Regions from separate parts of the Homo sapiens genome. Here region 2 is linked to region 1. Evidence: chromatin contacts called from ENCODE Hi-C data. All regions are on one chromosome and are shown on one strand. Each heading gives the region's core, a stretch centred on a gene start or an enhancer-like site at or near the end of the contact. The rest is flanking DNA. Distances are from core to core; before and after follow the strand shown. Region 1 has its middle 46 kb from the start of CDKN2A-AS1. Region 2 has its middle 210 kb from the start of DMRTA1.

Region 1 (7,004 bases), core at 559-3,058:
GAACTTAGCTATAAGGATGCAAAGGCATAAGAGTGATTAATGGGCCGGGCGCGGTGGCTCCGCCTGTAATCCCAGCACTTTGGGAGGCCGAGGCGGGCGGATCACGAGGTCAGGAGATCGAGACCATCCCGGCTAAAACGGTGAAACCCCGTCTCTACTAAAAATACAAAAAATTAGCCGGGCGTAGTGGCGGGCGCCTGTAGTCCCAGCTACTTGGGAGGCTGAGGCAGGAGAATGGCGTGAACCCGGGAGGCGGAGCTTGCAGTGAGCAGAGATCCCGCCACTGCACTCCAGCCTGGGCGACAGAACGAGACTCCGTCTCAAAAAAAAAAAAAAAAAAAAAAAAAGAGTGATTAATGGACTTTGGGGGCTCGATGGGGGAGGTTTGGAGGGGTTAAGGGATAAGAGAATATTGGGTACAGTATAAACTGCTTGGGTGACAGGCACACTAAAATTTCAGAAATTAGCACTAAAGAACTTACCCATTTAACCAAAAACCATCTGTACCCCCAAAAACTATTGAAATTAAAAAAAAATTGTGATTGATGTGGTTTCGCTGCATCCTCGCCCAAATCTCATTTGTATTTTAGCCCCAATAATCCCCACATGTCATGGAAGGGACCTGGTGGCAGGTAATTGAATCATGGAGGTGGGTCTTTCTCGTGCTGTTCTCGTGATAGTGAATAAATCTCACAAGATCTGATGGTTTTATAAAGGGGAGTTCCCCTGCACATGCCCTCTTTGCCTGCTGCCAGGTAAGATGTGTCTTTGCTCCTCTTTGCCTTCTGCCATGATTGTGAGGCCTCTTCAACCATGTGAACTGTGAGTCAATTAACTCTTCCCTTTATAAATTACCCAGTCTTGGGGGTGTCTTTATTAGCAGCGTGAGAACAGACTAATAAAATGATACCTGTACTAGAATCCACTTGAAGAAAGGGAAGCACAAATTGATCACCAAGGTGTGACATAGGAAAGCATAGTTTGATGGTCCATCAAACACTATTGATAGGAAAAAGTGAGAACTAAGAATTGAGCATTCAATTTAGCAATATAAATATTATTGTGACTAGGATGAACAATAGTTTCAGCAGAGTGTTTAAAGTAAAATCTTGGTTAGTGGGTTTGTAGCTGAAAGAGAGGAAATTGGAGACAGCAATTACAGACACTTGAAATTTTTATCAGGGAAGATTTCAAGCATATAAAAATATGAATTAACAAAAAATGAAACCCATCACCCACATTCAATTGTTTTTAACTGATAGCCAATGTTGTTCATCTACTTCCCCACTCCCTCTGTCCCTACCTTACCAGATTATTTTGAAGATACTCTGAAAAAATAATTTAACTTCATTCATAAAAATTTAGACTTCTGCTTTAAGGCTCTTGCATTTTTTCTTTTTCTATAAAAGGAGCAAAAAAACAGATGGTAATTTGCAGGTGGAAGTGAGGTTAAGAGAAGATATTTGTAAACCACTTTTGGATCCCTGGGTTCAGATGTGGACTAGCAAGAGAGTTGGATTTAACCAGGGTTTTGGTTTTGCCATGTATAAAACACTGTGAGGTTCAAGGGTGTATGCAAAGGAATGATTACTATCCTTTGATAATTGACTATGTGACCATAAGCATTTTAGCTGGGTAAGGAGTGGAGTGATGACATAAAGTGGGTGAAATACACTGACAAGGTGATAGAATCATAGCTTAGAGGTCAAGGTGGAGTAATAAAGTGGTGGTGGTCAAAGAGCACAAGTTAGTCAGAGAAGCGGGTTTACAGGAAATAAGCCAGAGAATGTTCATCAACGTGTATATTAACCCATTTCCTGTTTAGAAAAAAAAAGTGTGGCTTGCTGCCAGCACTCACTGAATTTTACGTAAACACACTCTTTGAGGCTGAAGCAAATCTGACTGATTTTTCAATGTGAAAATAAAATATAAAAATTCTTCATGGAGTTATTTCTAAACAGAACTTGTCTCTAATCCTAATGTAACAGAAATGTATATGATATTACATTAGGATTAGAGACAAGAGAACAAGAATATTCTTGGGGCAAACAGGAAATGGGTTAAGGAATTAGACTAGAGTAGATTTATAGATAAGGAGACTAAGCTCAAGAGCGAAAATCATAGAGAAATGAGTTGAATTACAGAATGGGAGTGGCTGGTGTCTTTTAGAAAGGAGGGAGTATATTCTGAACATAGCAATGAGGATCAAGAAAAAATTAGCCCATGACCAGAGAGAGCTGTGAGAGTATAAATAAACAGTGCCCACCTAAGAAGACTGTAAGATAAGCAGGAGGGAGAGCTGTAATTCCATTAGAGCAATGAAAAGAGATTTTCCTTGGCCACTGCGTGACGCTTTTTTAACATGTTTTTTTCCCTCAACCATAAACAATTGCAGGCACAGTTGTGAGCATGGGCAAATTCAGGTTTTATGTGACCTGAAACTTACTTAGTTTGGAGGACTTTCTTTAAGGAAAGACTGTAAAATTTTTATTTTCCCAGATTTTACCAACAAAAAAGTGCAATTATGCAAACCCATTATCCACTTACCTTCCAATAGCCCACTCGAAAGGGGCTATTGGGAAACAATTCTCTATGGATATTTTCACCTTTCTGCATGATCCAGGCTTTCTGAGCAAACAATATGGTCAAACTTGATTAAATAATTATTAAGTGGTAAACATGCCTTGGAAGCCAGAAATTGTGTATTAATCTGGAAATATTTATCCCTTGGATAAATCCCACTTGATCATGCTAAATGATCTTTTTAATGTGTTGTTGAATTTGGTTTGCTAGCATTTTGTTGAGGATTTTTACAACTATGTTCACCAGAAATATTGGCCTAACACTCTTTTTTTCTGTGTCTTTGTCCAATTTTGGTATCAAGGTAATGCTGACCTTGTAGAAAGAGTTTGGAAGTATTACCACTTCTCCCATTTTTTTTGGAAGAGTTTGAGTTTTTTCTTTAAAAGTTTGACAGAATTAAGCATTGATGCAATCAGGTCCTAGGCTTTTCTTTAATGGGAGACTTTTTATTACAGCTTTGATCTCATTACTTGTTTGTTCAAGTTATTTTTTTCTTTATGATTCAATCTTAGTAAGTTGTATGTGTTCAGTAATTTATCAATGTCTTTTAGATTTTCCAAAAGAAACTTGTGGTTTCTTTTGGAAAAAGTTGTCCATAATTGTTTTTAATGATTCTTTGTATTTCTGTGGTCTCATTTGTTAACTCTCCCTTTTTGTTTCTGATTTTATTTACATGGGTCTTTTCTCTTTTGTTCTTAGTTTAGGTAAAGGTTTGTTAATTTATTTTTTCAAAAAAACCTTTTTGTTGATATTTTGTATTTTTTACTCTCAATTTCATTTACTTCTGCTCTGATCTTTATTATTTCTTTCTTTCTACTAAATTTGGTTTTGTTTTGTTCTCTTTTCTAGCTCCCTGAGGTGCATCATTAGGTTGTTAATTTGAAGTTCAAAGATAATATAGAAATACAGTGGTCATTGTAAGAAAGTTTTAACCTAGACAAAACTGTTCATTTATGAAGTGGATTGGAAAAGAAGAAATTCTGAATTCCTCAAGAACAATGGAATGTAGATTTTGATTATCATGCAGAGCCTTACAAGAGACTCAATAAATCAAAATATGCCTCTCTTAAAGACTTCTGGCCAGAAGCAGTGGCTCACACCTGTAATCCTAGCACTTTGTGAGGCTGAAGAGGGCAGATGGCTTGAGCTCAGGAGTTTGAGACCAGCCTGGACAACATAGGGAAACCTCATCTCTATTAAAAATAAACATAATAATAACAATTAGCCAGGCATGGTGGCACAAGCCTGCAGTCCCAACTACTCAGGAGGCTGAGGTGGGAGTGTTGGAGTAGGTAGTTAGGCAGACATGAACATCAGAAGAAAAGCCCATCCCCCACCAGTAATGTCAGGCAACCATTAGGTGATGGTCAGGTAGTTGTTAAGCAGTCTTTTTAAAATAATAATTGGTTGCAGTCAGTGCCAGAGAAAGGCAGTCTCCCAATATATGGAAAACACTTGAAGCCGGTGGCCAACAGCTTCCCAATAAGGAGCTGAGCAAGCAGTCTCAAGCATGCACTAAGAGGCAAAATGGCAGAGTTTAACTGGTGTATGACCAGTTCCTCTAGGAACACTTGACTGGCAAGGGAAAAACGCCTCAAGTGAGCATGCACACAACTTCAGTAAATACACTGTGCATGTGGCCGCTCACAAGTGCTGGCAGGCCACTGTGCATGTGGATGGCCCACCCCAAGGAAAAATCAAGAGTGGAGAGACACAAAACTCCAGAAGCATGCCAACATATAAAACCCCAAGTCAAAGGTCAAACAGGGCACTTGGATTTCTCAGGTTGCCAACTTGGCCCTCTTCCAAGTTACTTTACTTTCTTTCATTCCTGCTCTAAGAGTTTTTAATAAACTCTTACTTCTGCTCAAAAACTTGCCTTGGTCTCTCACTCTCGCTTATGCCCCTCAGACAAATTCTTTCCTTTGAAGAGGCAAGAAACAAGTTCTTGCAGACCCATACAGATTCACTGCTGCTAACATACTTTGATGCCACATGGCTTGGATACGTTCCCCAGTGGTAAGAAATCTCTATGCCTCTCCTTCTTTGGCTGGAGAAGAAGGAGATCTGTACACAGTTTTCTTCTCCCCTTTCACTCTCCTGCCTTCCAACCAATTCCCAGAACTATTACTCTCAGCCACAGTGGCTCTGCACCCGCTGGCTGATCTCTCAGCTTACCCTGACCGGTGGCTTACAGGGGTAGGAAGGACCTTGGAGTCCACACCATGTAGACCTGAAATACTAATGGCCCTCCTAGACAGGAGGCTCATGAGAGTGGTAGGGCTAAAGCCTAACACTGTGCAATGTCTGCAATTTCCTCTGCTTTTTCAAATACAATTGTCTTTTTCCCCAAAACCCACACCACCTATTCTCCTGTTTTCTCTGTGTGTGTTCTGAAACGGCCTTGTGTGCCCACCACACTGTCTACCTCAGGGGCAAGTCTGTCTCTCTTCTTTCACTTTGTATGCCACGCAACTTCCTTCTCTACGTTAAACACACACTCCCTGTTATTCGTTCACCCATGGCTCTTGTTGCATTTGTACAGCAGCAGAGAAACAGGCTCCCTTGCAGATGTCCATTGGCTCATTGCCAGGATAGACACTAATTAGAACCCCAGTTCTTCCAGCTCCTTATGACTTACCATACACTTTTCATCCCTGTTATGCTCCAGGGTCAAGTTTTTGGTGGCTTTTGAAGCAGTTTTTATGGCTGCATAGGACATCACTCTGTGGTTCTTTAAGGATCTCACCTACTTGCTTTTTTTGAGTTAGCACCCCCTTTGGGAGGAGAGAAAATTCTTCCTTTGCCATTTGTGGGCTCTTATCCCAAGCTCCGAGTTCTCCAAAGATTCCTCTTTATGTCAAGAGGGCAAATAAACATTGCTGTTTTGAATCCCAGGGCTGCTGTTTATGTGAGCATATGAAGGTTTTCCGTCAGTATTCCTCATGCTTCCTCCCACTTTCTCCTATAGCAGAGGGGTTGTCCTGTCTACTCAAGCATTTCTTCTGGATATTACCCCAGGAGGACAGGGAACCTCTAATACAAAATTTTCTCCATTCCTCTAATCACTTCCATACCCTCCTCAATGTGCTTAAGGACTCTCAAGGTCATATTTAAAGGGAGGGAAGTGCAGCCTCTTGCAGCAGTTGGCTGAAAAACAAGCTTCTCATCTACTTAAAGAACATGGGAAATGGATTATAAAAAAAAAAGAGGTAATCATTTTGTTGCCAGAATGCTGTGAGTAAGAGTCACTATAAGATCATGGAGATAAGGATATAGGCCAGCCCAAGGCTGCAGGTGCAAGAGACAAAGTACCCATAGGACAGAGAGAGATAAAGGCTGGTCACAGGCCACAGGCACAGAACAGATTACCATTAGAACAGAGATGAAGGCAAGCTTAGGGGTACCTGGTAAGACCGGTTTATTCTGAAACTCCAAGGATAAATAGGGGACCCCTGTTCACTTGGGTATTTCCTCTGTTCTCAAGTGGGTAATTGTGATGAGATGGGACACAGGTTTGGGTACCCAGTAAGACAGGTTCATTCTGGAACCCTAAGGATGAATGGGGGATGCCCTGTTCAGGAAAGGATAATAGGGAAATAAAAGGAGATACCTTCTTTTTCCTTTTTTTCTCCTTTGTTGTATCTTCACAGATGGGTAATCACATCTCCCTACTACAGTACAAACCCTTTGGATGCATCCTCAAGAACTGAAAGTTTGACCCCAAAACCCTGAAAAGGAAAAGGCTAATATTTTTCTGTATCACAGCCTGGTTTTAATACAAGCTCCAGGAGCAGGAATCTTGACCAGAAAGTGGAAGCATAAATTTTAAATTTTTAATATGCTCTATCAGCTAGATCTGTTTTGCCACTAGCAGGGAAAATAGACAGAAATCCCCTATGTACAGGCCCTAAGAAACAACCCAGACCTTTGTTGGGCTTGTAAAATTGATCCAGTGATGATAGCAGCCATAATCATGCTGCCCCATCTGGTTGGTTCGGGAGACCCCTCATTGGGTTTACCCAGGGCTCAAGCCCTGGAGGAACCAAGAGTGGAGCTTAGCTCAAACCCTACCCTTTGGCCCCATTATATCCAAGTCTCCTGGCCCTGGAGCCTTCCCTTCCCTACCCAGGGCCATCCTCTGGACACCACCCCCTCAAGTTATGCTCCCTTCAAGAAGTTAGTTGACCTACTAGAGTTCAGACTCCATTTAATATGCAAGACCTGAGTCAAATTAAAACAGAACTAGGGAAGTTTATGGAGGATCCTGACAAATGCATCAAAGGGTTCCATAAACTGGGCTTAACATTTGAACTCACTTGGAGGGATCTCTCAGTCATACTGGGACAAACCCTGTCTAAGGGAGAACATGACTCCATTATGGAGGCACCCCAAAAATTTGCAAATGCAATACACATGAC
Region 2 (6,908 bases), core at 1,982-4,481, 320 kb after region 1:
GAGATGTGCCCAAATTATTTTGAAGCTTATCTGGAAAAATAAGTAGAGATAATTCCTGCCTGTCCTCCTGGGGAGATGCAGGACTGGGCTGGGTAAGGAGGCTGTAGATGGCAGTAAGGTAAGTACACAGGCTCGTGGCAGAGGATGGGCCACCACTGGAGTCTTGTAGTCTCTGAGTTTTCAAAGTGGTCCAGGGAAACTTCTGACAACACTTGGGCATTTCCCACTGAGGTGGATGAGTATATTTCAGTCATTCAACAAATACTCTTTAAGCATTAAGCATGATTCTAGGAAGTGGAGATGGAACAGTGAACAAAACAAAGTCCCACCCTGGGACTATTTGTTCTATTGGGACTGGTTCTATTTGGGAAGGAAGACAATAAACTTGAATTTTGTCGACTAATTCTTAATACTTATAAGGGAAACCTAGAGACAGCTATCAAGACCCTAATGTAGTAAACTAGTGCTTTATAAACTGTTGGTCATGAAGGCCTAATTGTTTTACTTTCTAATACAGGCACACAGATATTTTTGAACATATGAAATCTTTTGCTTGGATGATGTGGCAATATTAAAGTTTCTACACACAGTCAATTTTGGTTCTTATCTCATTGCTGACTGCTAATTAACAATTTGTGATTGGTAGGTCCTTGGACTACACTTTAGGTAACACTGAAATAAATAATCTCAGGGACAATCTCAGCAATGGGATATAGTGCTACAGACAAGCTACTTTTGAAAGGGAGTTGGCTCTGGGAATCAATTTTCCTTCATTCTATTGGCACTTCATCATTGCTCTCCTCCATTCATACAAGAGCACTCCAATTTTTAAAAGTTTCAGCCTTTCTACTCTTAAACATTTCAGCCTTTCTCTCTTAAAAATTGGTCTCTATGGCAGCAGAATAAGGGGAACCAGCAGTGGCAAGTTAGTCTTGCAGAAGAGAAGGAGTTCAGACTTCAGACTTGACCATTCTTTGTCAAACCTTGAAGCTCTGCCCACTAGCTCTGTGCTAATGGATGCTTTGGGAAGACTTCATTCCATGGGAAATGGAGTTTACTGGAACAGAATATGGATAATCTTCTAAAAGAAAGAAAGAGACAAAAGCAGGGATGATCACAGAGTGTTTCCTGTCTCTATACACTGAGACATATTGGGAATTTCAGTTTCTGAAGATCCAAGAAATAATAAAAGGCCTAATTTCCCATCTTAATTTCAGGTTCAGTTTTTTCCTAATTCCCAGGTCTCTCAGGCTCTCAGGCATGCACAGGGCCTCGTTCAAGTTATGTCAGAAGAAATCGCTATTCACTTCAAAGAAAGTTCAAACTTCTCTAAGCATTAGTTTTTCTGATCGTAGATATAAATAATTGTCTACACCTTTTACAGCTGTTTAGAGTTTTAGAACTAATGCTTATAGATCCTCTTAGCACAGGTTCAGTGATATTCTAAGTGCTCCCTTAATGTTAGTTTTTACCTTGGAAGGGAAAGTTGGATAGGTGGTTACTTGTTTGTATGTATGGTTTACTTCTATGTCCAGGCTTCCATGTATACATTCAGAAAATACTTCCTTGATTCTTTTTCGCTATTTGTTTTTTACACAAAAACGAAGAGGCACGCTGTTATATGATTATTACTATGGGTTTAGTTAACACACTTTGAATTAGATGTTGTGGACCCCACATTTCTTTTTTTTTAGTGACTTGCACTCAGAGAGTTTGGTTAGAAAGTCACTTTGGTCTTGAGGGAGATAAACAACACATCCCCAAAGGGCAACCTGGAGTTGCCCTTTGATGTGATAGTTGCCCTTTGATGTGATAGTTAACCACATCAGTTAGTGAAGTGAGTGAGGGGAGGGGTAGTTTGATGAGCTAGCTCCCGCAAGGAGACAAGGTATCCCCCCACATTAACCTCATGCTTTGTGTCCCAAATCAGGACAACTTTGACTCATTTCAGTCTTTATTCCTAGGCAGAAGCAAGTCTTAGTCCATGCCAGTTTATCCCTTGATCTGAAAATAGTCTCTGGCTGTCAGACACAACTATGTCTGAAATTAAGATTAAGCCCTATGAGTCTTCAGTGAACAAAATGGAAATAAATGCTGAAAATCCCCCTACCTATCTTGAAAGCATACCCTGGAGTGAGAGGTTGTTTTCTCAATTAAAATTTATCTTTTCAGGTGTTTTGTAGAAGTCTAAAGACTCAGTCAGTGGGCATGAGTCATCTGGCTGTGGTAAGATTAGAAATTCCTAACACATGATATAGGAGGCCAGTGCTCCAGGAGGCAGAGAAAATGAAGGAAAACAGCTTTCTACAGCTCTTACCCCCACAACCCCCATCTCTCTGTAACTTAATTTTTCTTCTCAAGTTTCGAACAAGTACAGATAGAACAACTTGTTTTCTAATCTTTTTCTCTTTTTCTCATTCCTCTTCTTTCTTTATTCTTCTTTTCCCCCCTCTTTTTGTTTCCTTTTCCTGACTCTTGAAAACCATGGCAAGTGCTTATTATTTCAGTTGAATATGTTAAAAATTGTTATCAAGAAGTTGATTTTTTGTGTATAAAAATGGTGAACTAAGATACTGTTAAAAGAGTGGAATAAATGAAGAGGAGAGACAGAAGAACCAAAGATGGGAAAAGGACTGGAAAAGAAAAAGAGACTAAAAGGAAGGTAAGGGGCGAGGAGGAAATGGGCCTCTGAGCCTGTAGAGACCAATGGGGACTACGGAAGTCTGAGTTTATTTAAAAGACTAACTGGGGAACATACTTTGCTAAGTTGTGCTTTTTCACTAGCTAATATCATAACTAAAAAACCAAAGGTATTGCAGCTTCTATTTCAGGAAATCGCAATCCAACTATTCAATTTTTTTTTCAGCTGTTTTGATGTTAAAAGATAGGCCAGAGCACAGGTTTTGTGCATTTGAAATTGCTAAGTAGCTGGCCCCACGGGTTATTCACTCACAGTGCTCTTCAGGTGACTGGTCAGTGTTGGTGAGGATAATGTTTCCATTGCTCCTTCAGTCTCTTTGGCCTGCTTTCCTGAAGGAGAGTAATACAAATCCTAATTAAAATGAAAATGAGAAGTTACTAAAATGCCCTTTCCTTTACAGAACTCTATTTCATTTACAGAGGTCGGATGTTCGTGTTTAACTACCAAATCCCTCTATCTCACTTAGAGCTCAGGAGTCAAATAATCTAGACAAATAAGTCAATGTAGTTCCTAAAAGTGCCGAAGTACTTTTCTGCCATAATTTTTTTTTTTTTTTTTTTTTTACTTTGAGGACATCTAGCGGCGGTTTAGTGGCTGTGTTCTTCAAAGGCAAACTGGAAGAAACTTCAGGACATAGTAGCAATGGCAGAACCTATTTTTCTGAACACCTTCACACTTACAGTGATTTATCTTAAGCCTGAAGACAAAACTGCTGTGGTCCTGGAGGATAAACAGGCTCATTCCAGAATCTGCAGCTAAATCCTCACTTCCTTCTTTCACTGTTATCAGACAAAATTCCCTTGGCCTAATTGTTTTATGGGTAGTTTTTAATGAGCTCGTTGTTTATTGACACAAATAGATCTCCTTTTAAAGACTACAGAATGGCCACAATCATGTCATTTCATCAACTAATTAACAGATATTGATAGCCTGCTTTGGGTGGATATTTTGAGGGTCATACTAAGATAAGACAAAGGTTTACGTGAAAGGGAACTTTTGACCTCTTTATTCTGTTTGGGCTTGAATTTTATTGGGTAGCATCTTCATCGGTGGAAAGAGGGCAGGTCTTTTTCAAATGCTGGTGGTGAAAGACTTCAGTTCTGTCCTCAGAGACGAGGGCCTAATAATCTGAGTTTTCCTTTCCTCATTTGTAAATGAAGGTGATTATACTTAGTTCATAAGGTGGTTGTGATGATGATATGAAACCTGAAGACAACTCACATAGTGTCTAGTATCTGGAAGACACTAAAAAATTTTTAAAACCCCTTGTCTACTCCCCTCACTTCACCCCATGCCTTCGACATGGCCCTTGCTGTAGTGGTCTTCTGGGCAAAAGTGTTCACTGCCTCACCCAGAGCCCTGCAAATGCCACTCTGATCCATCTTCATCTGAGTCTTTGGAGCAAACCACATCTCACAGCTTTGTAATTCTGATCTACTGACTTGCCCTGGATCTTTCATACAAACCTGTTCTATAAGATCAAGGTAAATCACACAAAATAACTTGTTAGGCAGAGTTTCTGATAGTTATGATAAGCAGCATCAAAACTGGCTATTTTAGCAGTAAATTCCCTGATAATCATGGGTTCAAGAAGTGACATGTTCAGCTTGTTGACATGGGAGCTGTTGATATCTATATTTTTCATTTAATGTAAATTTAGACAAGGTGATTTCTAAGATCCTCACTGCATGTAACAAAGTTCAAACATTTTAATTCAGTCTCAAAGAGCCACTCTAGTCTACTCACTTCTTTAGATTTATCTTAGGTCACTGTTGCCTTGCTCATTATATTCCTACCCATTCATTTAAAAAACTCTTTTTGAACTCACTGAGCTCTTTGCTACCTTTTGACACTAGACATAAGTTTTCTTCTTTTTGGACTCCATGTTTTATTCTTCATCTGGCTAATTCCTTCCTATTCATCCTTTGGCATCAGCATAAATATTGCTTTATCAGAGAGATTATTTCTGACCCTAATCTAAATTTGGTCTCTTCCTTTATTCTCTCTCCTTATACTCCTCCTTCCTATTATAATTTCTAAACATGTGTTTGTGATTTTATTTGTTCATTTATTGTCTGTGTCCTCACTAGAAATGTATACTCAATGAGAATAGGGACATATCTGCATTATTTCCAATGTCTAGCAAGGTGCCTGGTTCATGCAGGGCATTCAGTATCAAATGGCTGAAACTCAACCCTTCTAATAAAAAAGTCAATGGCCCTATGACTCATTTCTACACTTTAACACACTCCACATTTCCCTTGACAAAACTTTTGTTTTGCTTAGTAGCCCTCTGGGGAATCCCCTTGCCTCAGATTATTTTTGGTTACTGACGGTTTCAATTCAGCAAATCTTGATTTATAAGAAAGATTTCTTAAAATAATCTTCATTTTTCTCCATTCAAAAAATTATTTTTCTTCTTAAACAGGCAATTCAGTGTAGGTTTTTAACATATCTTTTGTGCAAACTTATAATAGTTCAAATCCCATTGGTACAAATTCCCTCACAACAGATATCTTTGCACAATGAAAAGATTTTTTCAAGCCCTCAGTTTGTGGGCTGAGAACGACTAAAAAGTTGAAGTCTGTTCTCTAGATTCTTGTCAGTGAATAATGTGCAGTTCCATAGACCTTATTCTTGACATGTGACTAAGCCTTACCTACTAGTGAACTATTAAGGAAGGTATTAAGGAGTGCTAAAATGTGGTATTCGTAAGCACCAGAGTATTAATCAAGCTTCATGAGGATTTGAATTTCTCCTTCTTTTACCGTATTAGGCTGGCACAATGTCTTGGCAATTGTAAAACTCCCAGGTAATTGAAATTTCCAGGACTACCTATTTGATAATCATTATAGCATGGTTTTAAAATTGGTTTTGTATATGTGATTAATATTGCTTTTTCAAAATTGGAATTGCTGTTCATTTAGCTTGATTCTTTTCAATTTAACTGGTGAATTGTTTGGTTAACCTTTCCCAGATCCTTCCAGTCAGAAGTAATTTCTCTTATTTCTGAACTCTTATAGTTCTTTGTAATACCATTTTAGTAGCCTTTATCAAAACCTGTCTTTCAGATATTTGGCTATGTCATTCAGCTCCCATTTTTGGACCTCTTCTGCTTTCTGGATTGTCTTTCTCCATTAAAAAAACAATCTAGTTAATTCCTAACTGCTTTACTCTGCAAACCTCTAATTCTCACTTATCCTTTAAGGTTTAGCTTAGGCAACCCACTGGTTGCCTAAGTCTCTCCCACTTCCTCATCCTCATCTTCATTGCACACTTATATTACTCTGTGTATGACTCTGTTGTAACACTTACCATGCTAAACTGTCAATTTATTTCTCCCCACCAGACCATGCTTCTCAAAGTAGCCCACATTTTATTAGCACTCAGTATCATTGCCTTAACACAATACATGTTTAATAAAATTAATATGTTTTATTTCCTCAAGTAGACATGAAGGTCCTTAAGTTTAGAGATTATGTTTTATTCAGTCTTATATTTCATTGTCTACTATAATGTCTTGTATAGTACATGCTTTCAAAACTTTTGTGTAACTCTAAGGGAAAACCCCTACACTCTCCTCTTGTCTCTAAGAAAATGGGGCTATAAATATATCTCTAACTCAAGTTGGTGGGCATCTGCAGATTGCATTTCTATTTAAGAAACTCTAGGTATAGAAGTATCAGTGAGCCCATTTGCCAGGTATCTTCAGAGAATGTTTCTTTTGTAAATTTTAAATCAAAATAGTGACTTGGGCTGTCTCAACAGAAGTGAGAAATGAGAAAATGCAGGTGGTGCACTAGATGAATCTAATTAGATTTAGAATGAGAAACTAGTTTTGAAAGCCCCTGTAGTCATTGCCTGTCTAGTATTTCTTCTATTGTGTGTAGTAGTATCCACAAAACAAAGATATCTTGATGTGTGTTTGGTTGATGTAAGAAAGTATCCTCACATATTGCAAAAAGGAGATTTTGAGCTGATTACATTATAATAACTTTTGTAAATCTTGTTATGTTTTCACATAATCCTTATTATTTATTTCCATGTTTCTTTGTTATTTTTATAGCCCACCTTTGGTGGGATCTGAAATGCTCTTACAATATAAACATACATGTCTATTGAAAAAAGCAATATCCAGAGATTCTTAGGGTCAAACACTAAATTCTTAGTGTAAAAATAATCATTCTCTTGAGTTTTGACCCATTCT

What was found. Hi-C counts contacts between places; a loop is a spot of excess contacts on that map. Pooled maps may share reads with other maps.
Region 2: a map of naive thymus-derived CD4-positive, alpha-beta T cell shows a loop between it and region 1 (3-fold over the local background). The contact joins two enhancer-like sites. A Hi-C loop is called at or near these places in 2 of 168 maps with a recorded cell type or tissue (HCT116 and naive thymus-derived CD4-positive, alpha-beta T cell) and 6 of 50 pooled maps.

What each region holds. Positions count from the first base shown.
Region 1 is chr9:21,918,028-21,925,031 of GRCh38, forward strand. It overlaps a transcript of MTAP not described here. Among named protein-coding and RNA genes, the nearest start is that of CDKN2A-AS1, 46 kb to the right of the region's middle. Within about 2 kb of position 1,809, at least 4 of the 41 ENCODE cell types and tissues checked have a DNase peak (open chromatin) inside an H3K27ac peak, as active enhancers do; they include HCT116, where a contact is called at or near this core.
Region 2 is chr9:22,235,885-22,242,792 of GRCh38, forward strand. No RefSeq gene overlaps it. Among named protein-coding and RNA genes, the nearest start is that of DMRTA1, 210 kb to the right of the region's middle. Within about 2 kb of position 3,232, at least 6 of the 41 ENCODE cell types and tissues checked have a DNase peak (open chromatin) inside an H3K27ac peak, as active enhancers do; they include HCT116, where a contact is called at or near this core.